2 separate regions of the Homo sapiens genome follow, and region 1 is linked to region 2. The links are chromatin loops, found by intact Hi-C in ENCODE. Cell type or tissue: gastrocnemius medialis. All regions are shown on one strand. Links, peaks and the distances in the headings refer to the core of each region. The heading gives the core; the rest is flanking DNA.

What was found. Hi-C counts contacts between places; a loop is a spot of excess contacts. Peaks named below come from ENCODE experiments on the same cell type or tissue, not always from the same donor. Only the 100,000 strongest peaks of a DNase experiment are listed, where the experiment ranks them.
Region 1: it touches region 2 in a loop (2.4-fold over the local background); 3 of 110 quality-filtered maps call a loop at or near these places.

The regions. Positions count from the first base shown.
Region 1 is chr11:113,598,589-113,606,924 of GRCh38, reverse strand. The region is part of intron 1 of LOC107984390 (a long non-coding RNA gene); the gene reads left to right. Among named protein-coding and RNA genes, the nearest start is that of TMPRSS5, 100 kb to the left of the region's middle. In gastrocnemius medialis, for the core only: no CTCF peak of the experiment used is centred there; a DNase peak (open chromatin) is centred at 3,384; H3K4me3 peaks cover 584 bases; H3K27ac peaks cover 1,505 bases.
Region 2 is chr11:113,718,244-113,726,579 of GRCh38, reverse strand. No RefSeq gene overlaps it. Among named protein-coding and RNA genes, the nearest start is that of TMPRSS5, 16 kb to the right of the region's middle. In gastrocnemius medialis, for the core only: no CTCF peak of the experiment used is centred there; a DNase peak (open chromatin) is centred at 4,729; H3K27ac peaks cover 6,004 bases.

The DNA of each region.
Region 1 (8,336 bases), core at 38-8,037, 120 kb after region 2:
TACAAAAGCTGGGGCTGTCTTCTGATTGTGAGAGTGGCTTCTCCCCAAAACGAACCACAAATTAAATACATGTGGGATAACCATCATTTCTGTAGAAATCTCATGATACAGCTGGGCTGCCATTTTCCTTTTATAAAAAGGAAATCCAATACCTGAAATAGCTGATATAACTAGTTGAGTGAGGATGAAGGGGCATGACTGGGGGTCTGTTGGTGTTAGTTGCTAATAGGTAAGTCTTTTATAGGAGAGATAACTGGGGAGAGTTGGAGATGTGTTATATCTGAAAGTGATATGCATCTAATTTTTCATATCAAAAGTGATAACTCTAAATATAAAATAATAAATACTAAACTTAGAAATTGTAGTATATCCCTGACAGCAATAGCTCCACCCATTTGGTAGTCGAGTCAGTGCCTGGTTAGCTTCAGTTTAGTTATACTATGAAACTTGGACATGGAGGGAGCCTCATAGGAAGAGATACACAAGGGAGGTGACTCTAGTCTTATTGGTGAGATTGGGCCATGTCTAATAACAAACTCAGCTCATACAGACTCTGGGATAGGAAGAGCCTCAGATTACAAAGCCTGGGAGTGCAGTATTGAGGATGATGGAGAAAAGTGGGTTAAGACTATAATCCCCAAATCAGGCAAATACAGATCAGATAAGACATTTATCTCAAATTCTTAGGGTTCCTCTTTACTGGACACATGAAGCTTCCAAAAAACAGGTAGAAATGTGGGGGAAGACGCAGCTTGCTGCAGATGCAAACACCAAGAGAAGAGGGAATTCCAAGCAGTGTTAAGTGCTTCAGGCAGGTCAAGACAGCAGAATTATTCTAAATTATTAAAAATGAAAATTATTAAAAAGCATTAAGAAACAATTTCTGTAATGTAGTAATTCTTAAACTCTAGACTTCTAGTCACCATCTCTAGAAATTCTGATTCTTTGATCAAATAGTGTTCAGAGATGTGCATTTTAAATACATCTCAGGTAATTCTTAGCAGATTGTTAGAGGAGGTTTCCTTAACCTGACCAAGGATACTCCTAACAGATTTACAGACAGCAAACAATATACTTAATGGTGATATTGTAGAAATATTCCCATTAAAGACAGGAATAAGAAGGGCAACTATCTTCAGTTCCATAGCCCATGCAATAAAACAAGAAAAAGAAATAAGAAGTAAAAGATTGGAAAGAAACATATAAGCTGCTGTTATTTGTAGATGCTATGACTGTCTACACCAAAAATCCAAAAGAATCTACAAAATATGAGAACTAATAAACGTTTTAGCATTTTGGCTGGATACCAAAACAACATAAAAAGACAATCGCATTCCTACACAAAACAATAACCAATCAGAAACATAATTAGAAAAAAAAATCTCATTCACAGTACCAAAGAAGCAATAAGACACTTATACATAAACCTATCAAAAGATGTGCAAGTATTCTGTGAAGAAAATATTTTCAGTGAAAGTTTCCATCTCTTTCATGTTTTGTCTCCTTCTCTTTTTCATTCCCCCTACTCCTTCTTGTCTAGTGGCTTGCATCTCCTCCCAGCTTACTTGGTCCCTCTTCCAGAACCAAGTGTTTTAATAGTTACTCAGAGTTCTCCCCCACCAGGGAATGGTGGGTTGTCACAGATCTCAGACCCTGGTCTGAGATCGGGTCTCTGGACTCCCACATCTGTAGGCTGAAGCTTACAAAGACGTGTACCCTTAGACAGCAATTGTCAGTAATATTTTCTAGCTTCCTTTTGCAACCTAAGAGAGGAGTAAGTTGGTAAAAACTCCTGACTCAAGTTCCTTGTTTCCTGTGAAGTATTTTAAGTTCCTTTCTCCCCAGGATCTGAACTCTTAGCTACCATTCCCTCCACCTGGGCCCAGAGCCCAGCAAGCTCACAGCTCCATTCAGGTTCACTTTTTAAAATTATTTTATCTTTTCATTTTTATTGTTATACTTTAAGTTCTAGGGTACATGTGCACAAAGTGCCGGTTTTTTTTACATAGGTATACATGTGCCATGTTGGCTTGCTGCACCCATCAACTCATCATTTACATTAGGTATTTCTCCTAATGCTATCCCTCTCCCAATACACACCCCGCTGACAGGCTGTGGTGTGTGATGTTCCCCGCCCTGTGTCCATGTGTTCTCATTGTTCAATTCCCACCTATGAGTGAGAACATGTGGTGTTTGGTTTTCTGTCCTTGTGATAGTTTGCTGAGAATGATGGTTTCCAGCTTCATCCATGTCCCTGCAAAGGACATGAACACATTGAGGATCACTTTTTAATATTTTGTTTTGTTTCTGATCAATGCAGATGCTTATCTCATATTAGAACCTTGTTATGTATTTTGTGAGTGCGTTTTCACTTTTCATTTCATTGCTATATTGTTTGGAGTGGCAGGAGTTATCAAGCATGAACTCACTGCCCATCTTGACCAGAGAGACTTCATTTCTTTTCTTGGAGAACAAAGGGAAGTAGAGGATGAGAAAAGACACATTGTTTATCAAATTGGTTACTGATTAACACCAATTTGAGTAATACCTATTTAAACATTCCTTTGGGAAACTGGCAAGATGAAAGTGAGGGGTCAATTGAGAAGGAATGAAGGAAGGGGAGACCTGGGAAGTTTGGGGCTGGGCAAACAGGCAGGGAATGAAGAGGGAACCCTGTCTATGAGCACCTGCTCCTCTTTAGGCATCTTGAATGTTGTCCTTTTTCTTCAGTATGGACAAGAACCCTTCTCCTATTTCTCCTGCTCTTCGGCTTCCTCATTCATTCTCTTCTTTCTCCTAAGAAAGGGAGGTTGAAGGCTGTGATTTCCTTTTTCTCCTTTCCTCATGGATTCTCACAAAGCAGAGGCCCAAATATGCTCCTAGGATTCAGCCAGGACCTTCCCTTTGTTCCTGAATACCCATCGGCAAGTCAAACTAATCAGAAACACAATTCTCCTCAGAGCTCAGTTCAAGACTTGCACTGATAAACTCTTACTTTCCTTCTCTTGCGTAGTAGTATTTTTGAATTCCTACTATGTGCCAGGCTCAGAGAACCCAAAGGAAGAGTCACAGATAAGAAATGAAAAATGACATTGAGCAATCACCTACTCTGAAGCCATCCTTGATCAAGGAGACTCCCCCTGATTTCTGAACACCCCTTCCAGCTTCTCCTTTCTTTCCCCACCCTGCTACCAAGAAAAGAAGAGCCAGATCTCTGGTTAAAGAGCTAAGGTCCCTACTTATTTCTGGGTCTTTTGTTTCACAGTGAGGACCCTGGCTCTGGAAGTAGCTCTTCTTTGGCTCCTGGCCATTCTCTGATGAAGTCATCTGAAGAGGCCAGTGCTGTCATTGTGGCCACCAGCAGTCTGCCAGGGCCTGTCCTGGGGCTCATCCAAGCCCCAGCTCCAAGAGGCAAACTGCAGATGTTTCTTCTATTTTTAGATGCTGGGATGTTGCCCATGAACGAGCCAGTGACCTGGAAAAGCCAATTCTCCCTCCAATCTCTGCTTCTGACTCGCTCATTTCCCTTCATTGTTCTACCAGATTTTTCCTCCTACTATGGGACCGGCATGAAATGACCCAGAGTTAACTGAGCTAGACCTTGGTCTGGGGACACAGATCTTGACTTCTCCTGCACCTACTAGGACTGTGGTCACCAAGACTGGTTTTAGGTTTAAGAGATTGAACTCTTTGTTATATTAGGGGTCTCCAAAAAATTTCCATCATGCTTTCCTATCAGTAAAACATTTTTGAGCACCCATCCTAGTTTTTGCTTATGTTATTTATTTATAAATTTTGTACATGTAAATTTGTACTAATATATGTTATAAAGCTTATACAGAAAGTAGAAGATGTATAGGCTGAAACAGTTCTAAGGGATTAGGAGTTCTCACATCCTTTTCTTGTGCCCCATGTATCTTCTGGCACCCCCTCTGTGGTAATCACTGCTCTGCATAGCTAAATGAGAAAATGTCCTTTGGAAACACTTTTTAATTTTTTTTTGAGCTGCATGCTAGCTATTGTTGATTTGGGGAATAATGGAAAGGTTTTTGTTGGCTAAAGTATTGCCTCTTTTCCAATAAACAGCAAGATCTGAAATTTCTCTATTAGAGAAGTGGTAACTTTGGGTTAAGCATTGCCTTCTCTCTGAGGTCTCTTAAATCAACAAATCCTTTTGAAAGAAGTTGGAGAAGAAGCGTGTTATATCTCCAGTCCTTTAGGTCAGTACCTAAATTGGGCTGCTTTCCTCAGAGCCCTGGATGCCCAGCATAGTGTCTGGCACAGAGGAAGAGCTCAATATACACATTTGTTGAATTAGTGAATGAGTGTGGGCAATTCAGAGAAGGGAAAGATCAAAAAGAGCAAGAAGGAAGCTAAGGTACTGGAAGGCAAAGTGAAGCTGAGTTTTCTCCTCTTTCTAATTTCGCTCAGGGCCAGAGAGGTTTCTTCTCTTCCTGGGAGTAGTTATTCAGCACAGTGCGGTTCCTTCCCGGGCAGGGCTTCTCTTGGTCTGAGATTTTATTTCCCAGGAATGCAGGGGTAGCTGGGTTGCTCCAGAGCAGAGAATGGACCCTCTGCAATCTAGTCATCTGGAAAGAGGACTAATCTATTCCTGCCTTTCTGAATAAGCCAAGCAGAGTCATTGTTCCATTCTTTGCCACCTTCACTCTGTTCTTAGAGCAGCCTATGATGAGGGTCAGACGTCTATATCCACAGGTGGTTGCAGAGTATTTGTGGTTTGCAAAGAGGGATCTGGTCCCTTTTGGTATCCTCAGGACATTTTTGTAGGCAATAGAAGGAGATTTCTTTTCCCAGAGAAGAGATACATGTTGAAATAGATTCTACCCATCTAGTCAGCCTTGCACAGGATTTTTTTGCTTGTTTTTTTGATCTCCCCCAACCCCCTGCCAAAAAAGGTGTGTGTGTGTGTGTGTGTGTGTGTGTGTGTGTGTGTTAAGCAGCATCAATTTAGTTGGAATTGTACTGAATTTATAGATGTACTCAGGGAAAATAGACATCTTTGTAATATTGAACTACCACACATTTGGGCAAATACTATGTTTCTATGTCTCTCTATTTATTCAGGTCTTTTTTAATGCCTCTCAGCCATCCAGTTTTCACCTTGTCAGTTGAGTTTTTATTTGTTGAATCCCAGGAATTTTACATTTTGTTTTATTATTGTGTGCTAGTTACTCTTAATTGATATTTGCAAGTTAACATCTTTAGTTTTCTAAACAAATTGTTAAGGATTGTTTTATTAAGTTCCTGAAAATTTCAGTTAGTATTTTGTTTGCAATTGCATAGATTTGATAGATTAGTTTGGGAAAAATTAGGGCTCTACCTTTACTTCTACTTTTACTCATTTTCTTCATTATTTTAAACAAGCTTAAAAGATTTAGTAGAGTTCTAAAGTTCTAAAGCTCTCTCTTTAGAAGAATGTGCATTCTTTATTAGCTTATTTCCTAGATGTTAGAGGTTTTGTTGCTATTGTGAATAATGTCTTATTTTCGTGTTTTAGTGTAAGTCTGTAAAAATGCTATTGATTTTTGTAGATCGATTTATTTTTTAAAAAGTTTTTGTAGAGATGAAATCTTGCTACGTTGCCCAGGCCGCTCTTGAACTCTTGGCATCAAGCAATCTTCCTGCCTTGGCTTCCCAAAGCGCTGGGATTACAGGTGTGAGCCACCAGGCCTAGCCTTATGTAGATTGATTTTGTATCTAGTTCCCTTGTTGAACACTTAATAGATCTTTCAGTTTGTCTTCAGATCTATTGAGATTTCTCATACATGAGCATATAACTTGAAAACAATAGAAATGTTATCATTTCCCTTTTAATTCTTAAAAACTCTTATTGCTGTTGTTATTATTATTAGTTTTATATAGCATTAGGCAGGATATCCAGAAATGGTCATAGCAGACATCTTTTGGGTTATTTCTGATCTTATCTATTTAGTGTGATGCTTACTGTATATTTTGGGCATAGCTCCTTTACTAACTTAAAGGAATTCCTATTTTACTAAGTGTTTTTATTATATATATATATGTGAAATTTCTATAAAATATTTTTTCTGAATCTATTGAGAAATCATTTGATTTTTCTCCCTTGGTCTAGTGTATGGCTTATATTAACAGATTTCTGTTTTTAAATTACCTCAAGATTACTGCAATAAACCTTATTTGATCACAATTTTTAAAAATGTGCTGTTGAATTCAGTTTGCTTATATTCTATTTTGGATCTGTAAGTAAAAAGGAACTATTGTGTTTTTCCCCCCCTCTCTATTCTTATTAGGTTTTAGAATTAATCTAATAGAATGAGTTGTGCTGCTTTTTTTTCTTACTTTCTGGAACAAATTTTCCAGACAGGAATACTTTGTTTTTTGAAACATCGTCTGTAAAACCATTTAGCCTAGGAGCAATTTTAAAAAATATTATTATTATTATTTTGCTTAGAGATGGGGTAGGGGTGTCTTCTCTGTTGTATTTAACCATTTCAATATTTTGTTATTGGTTGGTTCAAATTTCTGATTTTTCTTGGGCTCGTTTTAAATTCTATATTTTTCTATAAATATATCTATTTTGTCTTAGTTTTCATTTTATAAGTGAATAGTTATTTTTTAATAATTATTTTAATCTCTTTGATATCTGGAGTTTTTTTTTCCCTTTTGAATTTTATATTTCTGCATCTTCTTTCTGATGAGCTTTTGCTGCAGGTCGGTACAGCTTAGCAATCACTTCAAACGTTCAGCTTTTGTTTTAATTATTCTTACCGATTTTGTAGTTGCTGCTGCTGCTATAGTCACTCTTTTATTGAATTCTGCCTTTATCTTTATTTTCTTTCTTATTTTTTGTGCTCAGTCAACTGTTCTTTTTTTAATCTTTTCAGTTAAAACCTTACTTCATTTGTTTTCAATGCTTTTTTTCCCCTAGTAAATGTATTGAGAACTATAAGTTTCATTCTTAAGTCTGCTTTTGCTGTGTCTCTGAAATTCTGGCATGTATTTTCCCTCATTATCATTTAGTTCCAAGTATTTTATAATTTCTTTTATATTTTCCTGTTAACCCAAACATTATTATGTTACTACTTAACAGAAGTACAAAGCTTTAAAGTTATTTTATTCATAATTTATAATTTTGTTCCATTTTGTTAAGATAACAATGTGAATGATGATGATTTGGGGAGAATGTATTGAGGCTCCCTTTGTGATCTGGTAAATGTTAAATTTTTTGAATATTTTATGTGTGCTCAAAAATGTTCTCTCTTCTTATTGATGGTTGTAAAGTTCTCATATAATTAGTATTTCAAGTTTATGAATCATACCATTCAGATCTCCTCTATAATTGCTTATTTTTTGTCTGTGTATCCCATCAGTTTCTCAGATGACTACAAAAAACGTGTCTAGCTATAATTGTTATATGGTTCTCTCTTTAGTTCTGTTGGTTGTTGCATTTTGTACATTGAAGGTATGTTTTTAAGCAGATGTATGTTCACAATTGTTATATCTTTCTGCTCATATTTTTCTTCTATTGTTTGACATTAAATCTGCTCCCCAGTTTCATTTGGTTCAAAATTGCATCATATACCTTTTCCATCATTTTATTTGTGACCTCTCTGTCACCTTTTGTTTTAGAAATATTCCTTTCAGAAAACCTATTGTTAGATATTGCTTAAAAAAAAAACCCAATTTGCAAGTGGCTGTCTTTTGATTAGTGAACTTAATCTGTTTGTAAATTGTGTTAGTTTCCTAAGGCTGCCATGACAAAATAGTTCACACTGAGGAGCTTAAAACAGCAGTAGCTTATTGCCTCATAGTTGTGGAGGATAGAAATCTGAAATAAGGTGTTGGCAGGGCTATGCTCCCACTGAAATATTTAGGGGAATTCTTTGCTTTTTCCTAGCTTCCAGTAGTTTGCTGAAATCTTTGGTGTTCCTTGGCATGCAGCTGCACAGTTCCAATCTCTGCCCTCATTGCAGCATGACACCTCCTTGGGCATCTCTCTCTCTCTTCATGTGGCATTTTCCTCTTCCTATAAGGACACCAGTCCTCTTAGATTAGGGGCTCACCCTACTCCAGCATGACTTCATCTTAATGTAACTAATTACTTCTGCAACAACCCTATTCCAAATAAGGTTACAATACGAGACATGGAGGGTTAGAACATCAATAAATCTTTTTAGAGGAGACATGATTCAATCCATAAAACAAATTATGTAATTAGTTGTGTATTAGGATTTATTTCAGACATCTTATTTCTAATTTATATTTAAATATCTTTTACTTTCCTCTCCCTTTTTCCTTTCTCATCTTTCATTGAATAGAATTTTCTTCTGAGGGCT
Region 2 (8,336 bases), core at 132-8,131:
ACCTATATGACAGTGTTTTTTTTTTTTTTTTAAATAAAGATAAAGTTATGGTCTCATTGAGAGAAAATGTTATTCTTCCAATGAAGCAAAGTTAGCAAACACCTTCTTTTTAAATTTGCGATGAAGTTTGCTTCAGAGTATAAGAAAAGGGCTCCTGAGAAGCCCTTATTCTTAGTTCTCTGTTTTTTAAAAATCTAATCTTGGGAGAGATTGTTAGGAGCTGTGGGCGGAATATGTGGGGATCAAAAAAGGAAGGGGAAGAAAGGCACAAAGGAGCTTGTTCTGATCCTTTGTAGGATTTTTGCTGTGGCTACCTGCTCTACAGGACTTAGATAAGCAGACAGGTGAAAGAGGCAGTGTTAGGGGGGTGAAGCGGGCTGTAGGGTCATGCTGACTGGGGTTTCATACCTAAGTTGACATTTACTTAGCTGTGTGACCTTTGGCCAGTTACATATTCTCTGTCAAGACTCAGAATCTTCATTTGTAAAGTGAGGATAATAATATGACTCAGAATATGAGCTGATTAAGTGAGGTAATCTATGTAAAACACGCAGCACAGGGTAGGGATCATAAAAGTCAACTCTGTTCAGCACTTAAAGCTCAGCGCACACAATGCAGAATTTAATAACATAGGCAGTTCTCCAACTAAATTGGAGCTCCTTGGAAGGCAGGAATAGCGTCTAATGCTTCTCTTGTTGTGGAGCTGGGAAGAGAAGCTTAATAAATATGGGCTGATTTGAGGTCACTCCATACAATGTGTGGCAATGCAGCCCGAATAAAGAGAAAAGAATGGGGGTCCCTTTGTGGTGTGAGCTGGGGCGTCCTTGAAAGTAACCCACGAGAGCTCCAACATGAGAAGGATTTGATTTTGGGTTCCAGGAGAGCTTCCCTTGGCTGTACGGATATTTATATTTGCATATCTATTTAAAAACCTGTGTTTTAAAGAATTCATACCACCAGGAGGCACAAATCACCTCCAGTTTTTGTTATTAGAACACTTCAGCAATAACTGAGGCCCTGACAGTGTCCCCAAAACACCATCAATTTCTGCAAGACCATTAAAGAACCAAGTAAAGACCCAGCCATCCCAGCCTCTTGGCATTCGGTGTATTTGATTTACATTCTAATTCTTTAAAAGTTAGGCTTCAGTTCCGATAGGGTAACTTCTAAGTGGAGTGGGCAGTTAACCAAAATAGCCAATTTCCCCACAATTCTGGACAAAATAGAGCTTTATTGTCATGGGAGGTATTTTCCATTTGGTTTTATTAGGATTATTACCATTTTTGAGTGCAAATAGGAGAGCTTAAGTAACAACCTTTTTTTTTTTTTTTAAACCAGGCAGTGCAAAAAGACAGAAGTGCAGTTTTTGTCTCAAAGTCTATATGGCTGTCTACAAGAGTGAGCATGAGAGTGAGGTAGTGAGAGGCAGGCCCTGAGGGCTGCTGAATGGACCATCCCCTCCTGGCCCAAGTTTGGCAGGAGAAATGGTGAAGAGGGACTTCTCAGCATAAAACTGAGGTCTCCAGTCAGAGAGACAGAGCAAGTGATAAATTAAGTGGAGCAGAAAGAACTGAGAATGGTAGCATTCATCATAACACGTACAGAATCCCCTAGAGGGCATGGCAGCCTCAGGCCAGTGTGCGTTTTGTAGTTATTTTACAAAAGTGTCTCATGTTCATTATTGTCAGTATTTGGTAGGTGGTCAGAATTTACAGTGGTGACTATAACTGGTTGTGAGGGGCCTTATGGGACCTGGATCTACATAAGCCAAAGACTGTAGGTTTTCACGTTTTATTCTAACACCCCTGTGAGGAAAATGTTATCATCCCTATTTTACAGAGGAGAAATCAAGGCACAGACAGGTTAGGTGTCTTGGCTGAGGACACTGTGGGTAATAGCAAGGTCAGGGTCTCAACCCAGGTTTGTTTGCTTCTAGAACTAATGCTCTTTTCATTGTTCTCATAAAAAGTCCTCTTTATCCAGGGCTCTTTCTGCCTCTTATACATCTCCAGATGTTGCTTTGCTAGGCTGCTGTAACACAATACCATAAAGCGGGTGGCATAAACGACAGAAATGTATTGTCTTACAGTTCTGGAGGCTACAAGTTCAAAACAAGGTCTCTGAAGGATGGGTTCCTTGTGAGGGCTCAAAGGGAAGGCTCTGCTCCAGGCCTCTCATTTTTGGCTGGTAGATGTTCATCTTCTCTGTGTGTCTGTTCACGTGGCCTTCCCCCTGTCTGTGTCTCTCTGTCCAGATTTCCCGTTGTTCTGAGAATACTGGTCACATTGGATTTGGGCCCATCCTCATGACCTTTTTTTTAAACTTGTTTACTTCTGTAAAGTCCCTACCTCCAAATAAGGTCACACTCTGAGATACTGGATTGAGAACGCTGACATATGAATTTTGAGGGGCACAATTCAACCCATAATACCAAATAAATCTCCTATAGGTCACACACTCTGGCAGCTGTGCTTTAGACACTGTGTTTACATTGAAGAGACTTTTCCGATGGCCCCTTATTGTTTTTGTCCATGTTGTTTAATCTGTGAACTAACAGCCTTGAATTTAGTCACCTTCAAAGTGGGCCTGCTCACTGGAATGAGCGTCAGGTCAATAAAGCATTCAATGGGCTCTAATTTAATTAGCCAAGTTACTGTGACAGCTGCCTTGTAACTGTGATTCACAGACGGGCAGAGAACAGAGACGGGACTGGCAGAGTTCATTGTTGATTCCAGGGATTGCTGATGCCACCCCAGGCCCTAGGAACTTTGCTCCTGTTCTGGCAGGAAAACAGAGGGACACTGAAGGGGCATTTAGGATTTTCTGTCTTGGATGTGTCTTTTGAGATTAAGTGGAAAATAGATTTAAAGTCAAGGCCCTGCAGCTTCATTCCCCTCTTTCCTCATCTTGCCATATATCAACTCAGCTCTCCCATAATTTAAAAGTGTCCTGAAAATTTCCTTCACTACAAACCATGGCCCGTACACTAGGTTTGTCAGCTGCTTCCATCCCAGCCAGCCAAGCTGGTAGAGTTCCTTCAATCTCTCCCTGCCTCCTTCTTCTAAAACCTAGTCCTTGACTCACTTCTCAGTCCCGGGAGCATTGACCTTATCAATCTACCACTGTTCTTCCTACAGGAGGGGAGACAGTTCTAGGTGTGCATTCAGAAGAACTAGATTTCATTTTTGGTCTGTCACTTACTGACCAGTGTCAGCTTGGACAAACCATTTAGCCTCCCTGCCCTCAGTGTGGTCGCTAATCAAATGGACATAGGCATCCCTGGCTTGCTTACCTGTCAGGATGGTCATGAAGACAGAGTAAACCTCAGTGGAGCTGCCCCTAGCACAAGCTGATGGAAAAATGAAGAAAACTGATTTTGCTTGTATTGTATTTACCATACGAGTGGGATCACTTTGATGTCTGTATGCTCTGCATGTATGTGTCTGAGTCAGACTGTGAATTCCAGGAGTGCAGAGCACTTTGTTCGAGGTCCAGCCTGCACTGTATGCAAACAGGTATAGAAGACTTGGAATGATTGATGAAAGCCAGTCTTGGAGAATAAAGAAAAGACCAGTGGGTGAAAAGGGGGTATCTAAGAAGATTGCACATGGAGTGACTTATTTTATGTAAGTCACAAAGGGTTTACATTTATGCCAGTCATTAAACATTGATTTAAAGTATTTGATAGCTATTATTTACCAAGAGCAGATGTTTAGGAAGTTATTTTTAATCAACTGCATGATTAATATTTTTTTGCTGCTCCTTTGTGTCTTAATTAAAGCAGATGAAAAATGTCTTGTGTATTTGATATTGACACCACTGACTGTGGGGATTTGTTGTCATAGTCCATAGTCAGCTGAGTATTTTATAAGCTTAAGTCTTTACATATAAACTTGAAAGGCTCCCAGAGTAACTGGTTTTTAAACAAAGTAAAAAACTGCTTTACAAAATGAGCAATTTTGGGGGGGGCATTTTAATTTATAGTATGTAAATTATAAACTTCATATTTTATCTCTGAGCTAGAAAAATAGTCTAGAAACAATGGATGGTTCTTTGTAGACTTAGAGATAATTTCCTAGAATACAACTTGGGTCATTTTTTTGTCTGTATATTGTAACAAGGGAAGCCTTGTGTTCCCTTTCTTCCTGGGAATGCACGCTCCCGCGTGGGAGGAGAAAGCTGCTTTCCCATTTCTCCCACTCTTTGTTGCTGCCATGGTGGCTGGTGCAGGGAGACTGCAGCGCAGGGACAGAATGGGGCTTTTTTTTTGTTTTTGTTTAATTTGAGAACTATGATGTGCCATTTACACACCTAGGAAAGGTGCTAGGGATAAATATACCTATACAAACAGAAGCCATGAATTCTGGTTTTGGGGAATGAGAGGAGAGGTTTTGGGATGGGTTGGTGTTTGAGCTGTGTCTTGAGGTACCAGTAATTTTCTAATTAGGGAAGCATGAGGGAAGGGCATTCTAGACTGAGAGCACAGCCTAAGCAAAGGCATGGAGGTGGGAGTGGGTGTTTGACTTGAGGAATATTCTAGAGCTTTTTTGCAGTTGGAACATAGAGTACAGGAAAGAAAGAGTGCAATGAAACATGAGGCCAAGAAGATAAGTTTGGGATTGGGTCATGAATGCATTGGATAATCAGCCTGAAGAATTTGAATTTGATCCTGCCAGCAATGGCGAAATCAGTGAAGACTTATGTAAGGAGTAGAGTGGCCTGCTCTGACCTGTTTAGGAAGGAAACCTGGTAGCCACATGGGGGATGGGTGGTGTTGGGGAGAGAAGGGAGGCAGGGAGATTGTTGGCAGTGGGGTGAGGGGTTGGGGATGGAACTTTCCTGAATGTGCAGGAAGAGAGAGGGGAGGAAATTGAAAACAGACCAGCATCTGCACATGTCAGTTGATTGATTCAACAAAACTTTATGGAACGCTTGCCATATTCTGGGCACTGTGTGCAGTTGAGGCTACAAAGATAAAGAGGACAGGATGTCTGCTCTTGAGAACTTACCACTGACTGAGCCAAACACAGTTAACCCTCACCATGTACCATGACATGGTGCATGCTTTTCCAGAGGGGGCTATACAGTGCGAGGGTTGCCTTGGGCACTGGGGAAGGGAGAGGGACATTTAACCTGGGTCTTAAAGGATGGTGGTGAGCTGATTATGTCTTTAGGTGGCTTATTAAAAATGGTTTCCATTCTTCTGGGGGCAAAGACTGATCTTTACTGTGGCACTAAAGGCCCTGCTTGTCCTGGCCCATTCATTGCCCCAGCCTCTGTTCCACCATCTTCTCTTTGCTGTCCTGCTCTGCTGCTTCCAGTCTCTTGGAGGCACCACATTCTCTCCTGACACAGAAAATTTGCCTTTGCCTTTGTCTGGAGCTCACTGTCCTCTCCCAAATTCCAGCTGAATCTGCCTTCCTTGAGGAAGTCTTTCTTGAGTCTTTAGACTCAGTCAGACTTCTGGTACGTACTCTCTTTAGCACCTTGTACTGGTCTTTCATAGCACTTTATCAAAGTCATAAATTTGCATTTATGTGGTCCTTTGTTTCATGAATGTCTCTGCTCACCATTGTGTCTTCAGTGTTGGACAGTGCCTGGCACATAGAATATTCTCAATAAATATATATTGACTGACTGCTGGAGTAAAATAACTAAAGAAGGAATGTGATATTGTTTGGCTGTGTGTCTCCACCCAAATGTCATGTTGAATTATAATCCCCAGTGTTGGAGGTAAGTCCTGGTGGGAGGTGATTGGATTATGGGGGTCGTTTCTAATGGTTTAGCACCATCCCCCTAGTGCTGCCTCGAGGTAAAAGTTCTCAAGAGATCTGGTTGTTTAAAAGTGTTTAGCACCTCATCCTTTACTCTCTCTTCCTCCTTCTCTGGCCATGTAAGACGTGCCTGCTTCTCCTTCACTTTCCACCATGATTGTAAGTTTCCTGAGGCCTCCCCAGCCATTCTGCCTGTACAGCCTGCAGAACTGTGAGTCAATTAAACTTCTTTTCTTTATAAATTACCCAGTCTCAAGTAGTTCTTTATAGCAATGTGAGAACAACTAATACAGAAGGGTATTTCAGAAATAGGGAACAGCATGAGCAAAGGGGCTGTGGCTTATTTTGGGGATATTCTAGGAACAACAAGTGGCTGGCTTATGGAGGGGGCTAAAGATGAGGACAAAAGGTATGTTGGGTACCTAGAAAGAACCTTTCATGCCATGCTAAGGACACCTTGTTCTTCTGCCATCAGAGACTGCACTAGAATTGTTGGCTTGACTGAGTTAGACTATAAGCTCCCTGAGGGTAGGTGATGGGTGCACCAAAATCTCAGAAATCCCCACTAAAGAACTTATCCACGCAACCAAAACCACTTGCTCCCAAAACTATTGAAAAAAAAAAAGAATGTGATATGCTAATCAAGGCAGCTCACTACTATATGAGACCACACAATTTTTCTTTTCATTTTAAATATACTTTAATCCATTTTTTTGGTAAAATGGCAACGGTCACTTGGGGTTTGTTCACTGTCTATAAATATGCAGTCAATGGTCTGGATCTGGAATAAGTTAACTGGATCGAATATTTTCCTAATTTTTCATTCCTTAAAGCTTTTCTCTTCTTAGACTTCTGAATTATTCATTACTTCATTGAGAAAACCACTCTCCAGAAGGTAGGATGGAAAGAGTGTATGGTCGGGCCCCATCAGGCTGTGGGATGACAGCAGAGTGTCTGGTGGCTTAAACTAACCCAAACAGGATGACACAAACTGAACTTGAAGGGGCTGGGGACTTGTTTGAGGGGACTGGGGTATTGTGGATGCAGGAGGACCTTACTACGGGTAGAGACTAGATGATAATGAGGGACACATTATTGATAGAGACGAAGACAAATGGGGAAATAGCATGGGACCAAGGGCAATGTACAAAGCTTTCAGATTCTCAGTTTTTCATCTCCCCAGATCCATGCTGTCTCATCACCACCACCTGGAGCACCAACCTCCAACATTTCCAGAGAGAGAGAGAGAGAGAGAGATATTACAAGAGGTTCATGTGATTATGGGGGCTGTCTAAGCAAGTCAGAAAGTGCAGGGAATCAGGATGGGGAAGGTCATGGGCAACCTTGAATCCACAGACAAGGGCTGAAGTTGTTGTCCACTTACAGATAGGAAGAGAAGATCATGAGCAGGATGGAACTCCATAGGCACTGGCCAGAGCTGTGGTCCACAGGTGGAATTTCTTCTCTTCGAGCCTGTCTATTCAGTGAATACATGATTTGTGTGGCATGTGGGATGAAAACAGGAAAAGATCCTGGACTAGGAGTCAGGAGACCTGGACTTGAATTGCCTCCACATTTCTGTGGCATATTCAGCTTTTGTGGCCTCAGTTTTCTCTGATCGGAGAAGTGGTGGATTCAATGGTCTCTGTCAACAAATTTTGCAAGTCTGATATTTCTGTATGAACTAGAACTTGGGTATTTCTGCTTGGGTGGAAGAGAAAGACATTGTGACCTGTTTAAAGGTGGCAGGGTCCATCTGAAGGACAGTTGAGAAAAAGCCTTGATGTTTTTGAAAATATCAAAACAGTGACTGAAGAAGGAGAGGAAGCAAGAATTTCAAAGCTCATCCACAGATGGGCCTGGTGGGACAGGGAGTCATCAGTGGGAGGAGGCAGGGGAGCAGGGCCAGGACTAGAGTGAAGCTACATCAGCATCACCAGGGTGACAATACAGACCCCAAGGCCCCCATTCAGAGGAGTTATGCTTTGGGAAGTTTCAGATAGGGCACTCTAGGGCACACAATTTAAGAAGGCCTCACTCTTAGACAATTCAAATGCTGGCACTCCACTTGCTAGTGAGTAAGTCCTTCAATTCTGCATCTGGGCTCCTGCCTTATCCTAGAGTGGTTATTCTGTGCAAACCAGAGAAATGGCTAGGGCAAACCAGAATAGATCATCTAGAATGGAAGGGCATAGCAGTGAGAAAGAGAAAAGAAACTTTTTAAAAAACATTATACTTTAAATTCTGGGATACATGTGCAGAATGTGGATGTTTGTCACATAGGTATACACGTGCCATGGTGGTTTGCTGCACCCATCAACCCAATACCCATTAGGTATTTCTCCGAATGCTATCCCTCCTCTAGTCCCCCAACCCCCGACAGGCCCCAGTGTGTGATGTTCCCCTCCCTGTGTCCATGTGTTCTCATTGTTCAACTCCCACTTATGAGTGAGAATATGTGGTGTTTGGTTTTCTGTTCCTGTGTTAGTTTGCTGAGAATGATGGTTTCCAGCTGCATCCATGTCCCTGCAAAGGACATGAGCTCACCCATTTTTATGGCTG